2 separate regions of the Homo sapiens genome follow, and region 1 is linked to region 2. The links are chromatin contacts, found by Hi-C in ENCODE. All regions are on one chromosome and are shown on one strand. Each heading gives the region's core, a stretch centred on a gene start or an enhancer-like site at or near the end of the contact. The rest is flanking DNA. Distances are from core to core; before and after follow the strand shown.

Region 1 (3,248 bases), core at 597-3,096, 430 kb before region 2:
TATTTAAATACGAATTTATTCTAAAATGGAGATGGAGGATTTAAATTTACCTTTACATAATATACAAAAATACAAAGTTACAAAGTGTTAAAGACATTTTTCACCAAATCTCATAAAACTAATTCATTGTAATTGTGGACCTGACTACACATAAACTTGTAATTAAGTATTTTGAAACATACCTTGTTTCTGGGTTGTACCTTGCAGAAAAGCAAATATAGTAAATAGAAGTTGCCAACACTGAAGAGAAGATTAACAAATCTGAGCATCCCAATGGAGCAGACAACATGTTCAGACCATCCAAAGATCCAAATGGCAGGTTTGATCACTCCAATTGACACCAGGTACAAGCCAGGTAATGTAGTAATCATGGGATCCCACTTTAAAATGAAAGAAAATGAAGTAAAAGCAAGAGGTAATAGGAACAAGACAGGCACAAATATGTCAAGCCCAAGTCTCATCTCCAGCAACAATCAGAAATTTTGAGAAGTTATTCTATGACAAGATTAAGTAAGTCCTTGGCAGAACAGGATTCGTTTTTCTTATTTTTTGCCCCCGGACCAGCTTAGTGATGGTTCAGGTAGCAGCAACCAATAAACAACAACAACTTAAAATCTATTTCTATTTTCCAAGAAATGTTCTTTAAAAGCCTTTATTTTGATAAATAAACTGCAAATGTTCCAGTTTTTAAAAGCATGGAAACATTGTTTGGGACTCTTAAGTTTAGGAAAACATTTGGACCACAGGCTCCATGATGACAGCTAACATAAACTGAGACAGAAATTGTTGCCAAACCCTCTGTATTAACGTTACAATATGCCCTATAGTAAAGATTATTGTCATTTTGCAGATGAGTAACCTGAATTTCTGAAACTCAGAACATCTCCAAGATCACAAAACTAGTAAATCACAGCACCAAGATTTAAGATCAGATCTTTCTCTAAAACAGACTTTATATTTCTAGCCAGTACCCTATATTGTGTCACCAGAGAAGCAGGGGATGCTTATTTTGATATTTATATGTACATACTTGCACAGTCAAATATATACTCAAAAATGATGTGACTTGACTGGTTGCCAGTTTATCCAGTTAACAGTTCACTAAAAATACCCAGGGAAGGAATTTGTGATTATAAATTGTCACTTTTTGGTAGCTGAAGATCCCTCCAGTCCACCCTATCCCACCCCTAAAATGCACAGTGAGGTGCTTGACAGGTGAGCTAAAGGAAAGTTTTCTGGTATTTCCAAGGAGCACCCGAATGCCTTTAATCCTAAAACAAGGAAAGACAAAGTGGGATCGATATCGTCAGCTGCCAAGAGGAGGGCTCAGTTCCCCGTTGAGTATTCTCCCAGATCACTCCTTCCTGGAGGACAGATCTGCTGTTTATTCATTCATTTAATAAATATTTCACAGATCTCAGAGACAGGAACAAAAGACTATACCCAGTTTCTTTCATGTTCTGAGGCTTGAGGGGGTGGAACAGGACGAGTGAAGTCTAAGGATGGGAGGACGTGGGGACGCTGGGACCTCTCAGGCCTCTCCTGGGGTGGGGACAGGTTGGGGACCCCACCTGGGAAAGGGAGAAATGGCCCTCACAGTAGCGCTGCGCCTGAGGCAGGTGGAAGATCTCGTCCATGTAGGGCTCTCGCAACGCCCGGCTGAAGGCGGAGAAGAGGAGGCAGGATACTAAAAAGGTACAGCTCAAGGCGGCCGAGAAATAGTAACCTTCCAGCTGCGCCATTCCAGCTCCCACAGCCACTGCCCAAGAACCTACTCCTGGAAAATTCTGAGCCTGGAAACCCGAGCTGGAAACTTGGGCTCGAAATGGGCGCGCTAGGCGGGACTAGCCAGACGGGGCCACATACCGGAAGGCAAAGGATGCTGGGAGAGCGCGGATCCGGAAAGATCGGGTCGCTGTTTCCCGGAGTGACGGGTTTAGATAACGGACCGGATGATTACCCTCTCAATCGCATTGCCCGGGGCGCACAAAGTGTCAAAACTTCCGGAAGGGGCGGGTCTCGGATTTCGCCAGCGCGGGAGGTGCGTGGCTTGCTGCTTAGAAAAAAAAAAAAAAAAAAAAAAAAAAAAAAGCCGCTTCTTAGCTTGGATCTTTTTTCCTGCTCACTTCCATCACTTACCAGAAGGTGGCGACGTTTCCCCACGTTTCCAATTCCAAGCCCTAAAATGGACACATTTTTTCCCCCGTTATTTCTGTTATTTCTCTCCAGTGATCCGAATTAATTAAACCCTCAATTCCAAGACATTTCATTCCATCAACTTTGGAGTGTAGGAAGGGTGCGTTGGTTGTGATAGCAAAGACTGAGAGTTTTAGATGAAAACTTGAAGAACCAGAGACCCGTCAATGCCGAATGAACTTCAGTGAGAGGAGTGTTTGTTCGTTTGTTTGTTTAGGTTAAAAGAGAACTCTTTCAAAATGTGGATGCTCTCAGAGGATTTAGTTAAATTGACATTCCTAGTGCACTTTCATAGTCATATTACCCTGTAGGATTTGGAAAATACATATATATTTTAGAATTCGGGATGTTTTAGGTGTGCCTGTAAATTTGGTTGTTAATATCTGTAAGGCAGCCTTCTGTTTTTCCTACTAAATCATAAGCGTGAACATCTTAGTGGGTGGCATTATACATCCTTTATGTTTGTAGTCCCCAAAATGGCTTTCACACAGTAGGCACTTAAATTTGTGGACTTTTATAGGCTGTGTAGACATCATCAAATTCCTGTATTCTGGGATTAGGTGCTGGGGGCAGGAGATGAGGTAAATAATTTGAAGAATGCCGAAGATAAATTATGTGTTGTAATTTTGTCTTGAGCATGGTTGGCCATGTTTTGTAGAAAAACTATTTCTCAGGTAACCTCAATCAGGTTGCCTTTGGCAGGAATATATCAGAATTTAGGCGGGATTTAAGGTTGCAAACCTCAGAGTTCTCAATTGAGCTCTTTTTCTGGGTTAAAACTAATTCAGTATTTCTAAACTTAAGAAAGTTTCTTAAATTAAGCTGACTGCCTTTCCATTCTGTCTCTGCCTGTTTCCTCAATGATAAGAGGAAGTAGTGGTGAATGAGGGCTGGGATGGGAACATTTACATTACTGGAATAAAGTCATGTGAGGATCCTACTCTGATGTGATGCTTAGCTTTGTTTTAACCATTATCTCCCATTTTATTGTTGAGTCCATGCTGTACTTATCTGTTTAAGTCACTTGTAACACATCTCCAGATGATTCAGTC
Region 2 (3,056 bases), core at 23-2,522:
TCAGGACAAAACAAAATTGAGTCTTCTTTTTCTTATGCTCTATATCCAATCTGTTAGAAAATCCTGTTTGTTTTCTATTTAAAATATATTCAGAGTCTAATTGTTTTCCATTGTTTCCACTATTACTGCTCTGCTCCAACCCACTGTCATTTCTTATATGAATGATTTCAATAGTTTCCTAATAGAACTTGTTTTTATAAGCCCAACCCCACTAAGTGAAGCCAGAGCTTAGCAGACAGATTGGTCCTTTCACCATGTATGTCAGATTACAACACTCAAATCTTGTCTCTGTTTTACTCAAAACTCTCCAATGCCTCTTCACACAATGGCCTACTAGGATCTACATCATCTGCCTGAACTACTCCTCTCTTGACATTATCTCTAACCAATTTCCCCTCGTTTATTCTACTCCAGCCACAATGCTGTTCTCAAATACTTAAGCAAATTTCCACCATATGGCTTCTGCACCGTTTGTTCGCTCTGCTTGATTATTCTTCCGCTATATATCCACATAGCTAACTCCTCACCTGTTTCTCAAATGTCACTTTCTCAATAAGCTGTACCATGCCCCTATTTAAGAGAGTGGTCCACCCCCACCAGTCCACCACTCCTGCTCATTGTCCATTCCTTTCACCCTACTTTAGTGCCACACACACACACCTGCTGCACTATAGCATTCCCAGCTTCCAGCAGATAGTACTTCTTTTTTTAATTTTCTAACTTCCTTCCCATAATAGAAATATAAGCTTCATGAAGAGAATGATCTTTGTCTTTTTTTTTTTTTTGGTAAATTTCTGATGTACTCTAACTGTTACCAGGGGGTCCCAGTTACCCCCCAAAATGGGCCTTTTCCTGTTCAGTGTCACAAGCAAGTATACGAAACTGAAAGTGAGCATTAGACAGTACAGGCTTTATCTGATGGCCATAAAATGCAGAAGTGGGAGTGTGGCTCTCAAATCAACTTATCACCTCCTGAGAGAGAACCAGGGAGTTACAGATATAGGGTATCTTCAGTGAAGGGGCTGGGCATTAAAAGCAAGCAGGGGAATATTTATGCTTTTCTTGGTAAGGAATGGAGATTTCCTAGGAGTCGCCTCTTTTCTGTCATTTTTTCATTTCTTCTGGTCATTGTCATGGTGATTATCAACTGTCAAGGCATCCAGGGGTGAGTCATTTGTCATGAAAATTGGATTACAATGAAGCTAGAGATTCATCAGAGGTCAAGCAAACTGCCAACATGGATTTCGCAAGTTTCAACTGGTTTAGTTCTAAGAATAAACTTTTGATCACAGACATGCTGTTTCCTAACAAAGTTAAGGCTGAGTAGGAATTCAGCTGTGTCATGTAGACATTGCCTTGGGCAACAAAAGCAGGGTAGGGGTCCAGCTAAGTCACATAGGCCCTGCAGCCGGTAATAGGAATTCAGCTATGTCATGTAGACATTGCCTTGGGCAACAAAAGCGGGGTAGGGGTCCAGCTAAGTCACATAGGCCCTGCAGCCGGTAATAGGAATTCAGCTATGTCATGTAGACATTGCCTTGGGCAACAAAAGCGGGGTAGGGGTCCAGCTAAGTCACATAGGCCCTGCAGCCGGTAACATAACCACAGACTCAGAGCAGGTGCTTAGTAAATATTTGCTGAATTACTGAATTGGAATTTTACATATTTATAAAAATTATTTAGATTCAGTGTTACCACTTAATGTCTAATTTTTCCCAGGCTTTATACTTAATAAAAGCAAGTATTATGTCCATCTTGTTCACTATTATACCTGTAAACTAGGCATGCTGACCAATATATAATAGGTACTCAAAGAATATTTGCTGAATGTGTAATCACCAAGGACAACAATGACAGATCTTTTAAAATTACTCAAAAACCATATATAGAAAAAAAATCGACAATGTGATTTAATCATGACTAATTCTGGATTTTGAATCCTCTCACCAAAGCACTCCTTTTCCTAGGGCAGATCATGTTACTCCACAAAGGAGCATAAAAGTGGCCAAGTTGTATGCCTTTCCCATAGTTCACACATTAGTCAATCTCAGTCAATCCATTAGTAAATCTTACTGAGAACTTGGGCAGACCTTGTTAACTTTCAGAGACCCTGGCCTTGATTCATAGAAATAGTCAGATGCCTGATCTATGGGTCTAATACCTATATTCCTCATTTGGCAATTAACCTGGAACAATATTGTATTAATTCTAATAATCTTTTAATTTTGTGTTGTTATTCAACTCATGTTTTCTTTTCTTATGTATGTGCACATGCATTTGTTGCATTTCCTCTGAGTAGTTCACAAACTGCTTGAGATCAGGAACTACATCATATTTCTTTGAATCTTAATTACATAATTTTTTGTTTCTTGGGTTTGGATTGCATGGTCATAGGTTCAGCCGTAACTTGAATGTCTATAATTCCTAAATCAAGCTAACGTTAAAAATACAGATGTCGCCAGTAATGTTAATAAATATTTTCCAAACATTCCGATTACCCAGAAGGGACCTAGAAAAAAGGTCAACAAAATTGATCTATGTCAATATTACCAGAATTATGAAACATCCCAAAAGTAGGAAAAGGATTTACGTATAGGGTCCTAGCATTGGGTAAGCATAGAAGGAGACAAGGCTACATATATATAAGCCAAAGCAAACAAAAGTCTGACAAAACCCCTGTGGTTTTAGGAAAACATAAAATATACAGCAATTAGACAAGAACAAGGGGTCATAACAGGCCTTAGCTACGCCAGCCTAGCAAATCCCTTGAAAAAACTGAGCTTGAAATGGTGAAATTCTAAGGATGTACTCCTAAAATAGTCTGCTTTAAATTCAAATCTCCAAGAATACTTGACAATAAGGCTCAAATACTTTAAAAAAGTAATATAAAGATATTCATAAAATTCAACCAATAGCATTATTCATTCTCATTTTTTCTTTCTGAAGGAAATAAAAAGAAACATTAACTTTGCTAGAAAACCAAAGCCCTGAAGGGATATTAGATGGAAGACTCATTTCACAAAGATCCGAATTGCCTGCAGGTTACTGCTGATCTA

The links. Hi-C counts contacts between places; a loop is a spot of excess contacts on that map. Pooled maps may share reads with other maps.
Region 1: a map of PC-3 shows a loop between it and region 2 (6-fold over the local background). The contact joins the promoter of ALG10 here to the enhancer-like site in region 2. A Hi-C loop is called at or near these places in 1 of 168 maps with a recorded cell type or tissue (PC-3), 2 of 37 single-sample maps with no recorded cell type and 5 of 50 pooled maps.

The regions. Positions count from the first base shown.
Region 1 is chr12:34,021,094-34,024,341 of GRCh38, reverse strand. It overlaps ALG10 (ALG10 alpha-1,2-glucosyltransferase), which reads right to left and starts at 1,846. Exons shown (of 3, transcript NM_032834.4): 1 at 1,572-1,846; 2 at 183-380. The coding sequence starts at 1,742. RefSeq lists silencers at 1,840-2,026, 1,940-2,089.
Region 2 is chr12:33,586,412-33,589,467 of GRCh38, reverse strand. No RefSeq gene overlaps it. Among named protein-coding and RNA genes, the nearest start is that of SYT10, 150 kb to the right of the region's middle. RefSeq lists a cis regulatory region at 726-1,594 and an enhancer at 940-1,860. Within about 2 kb of position 1,272, at least 5 of the 41 ENCODE cell types and tissues checked have a DNase peak (open chromatin) inside an H3K27ac peak, as active enhancers do; they include PC-3, where a contact is called at or near this core.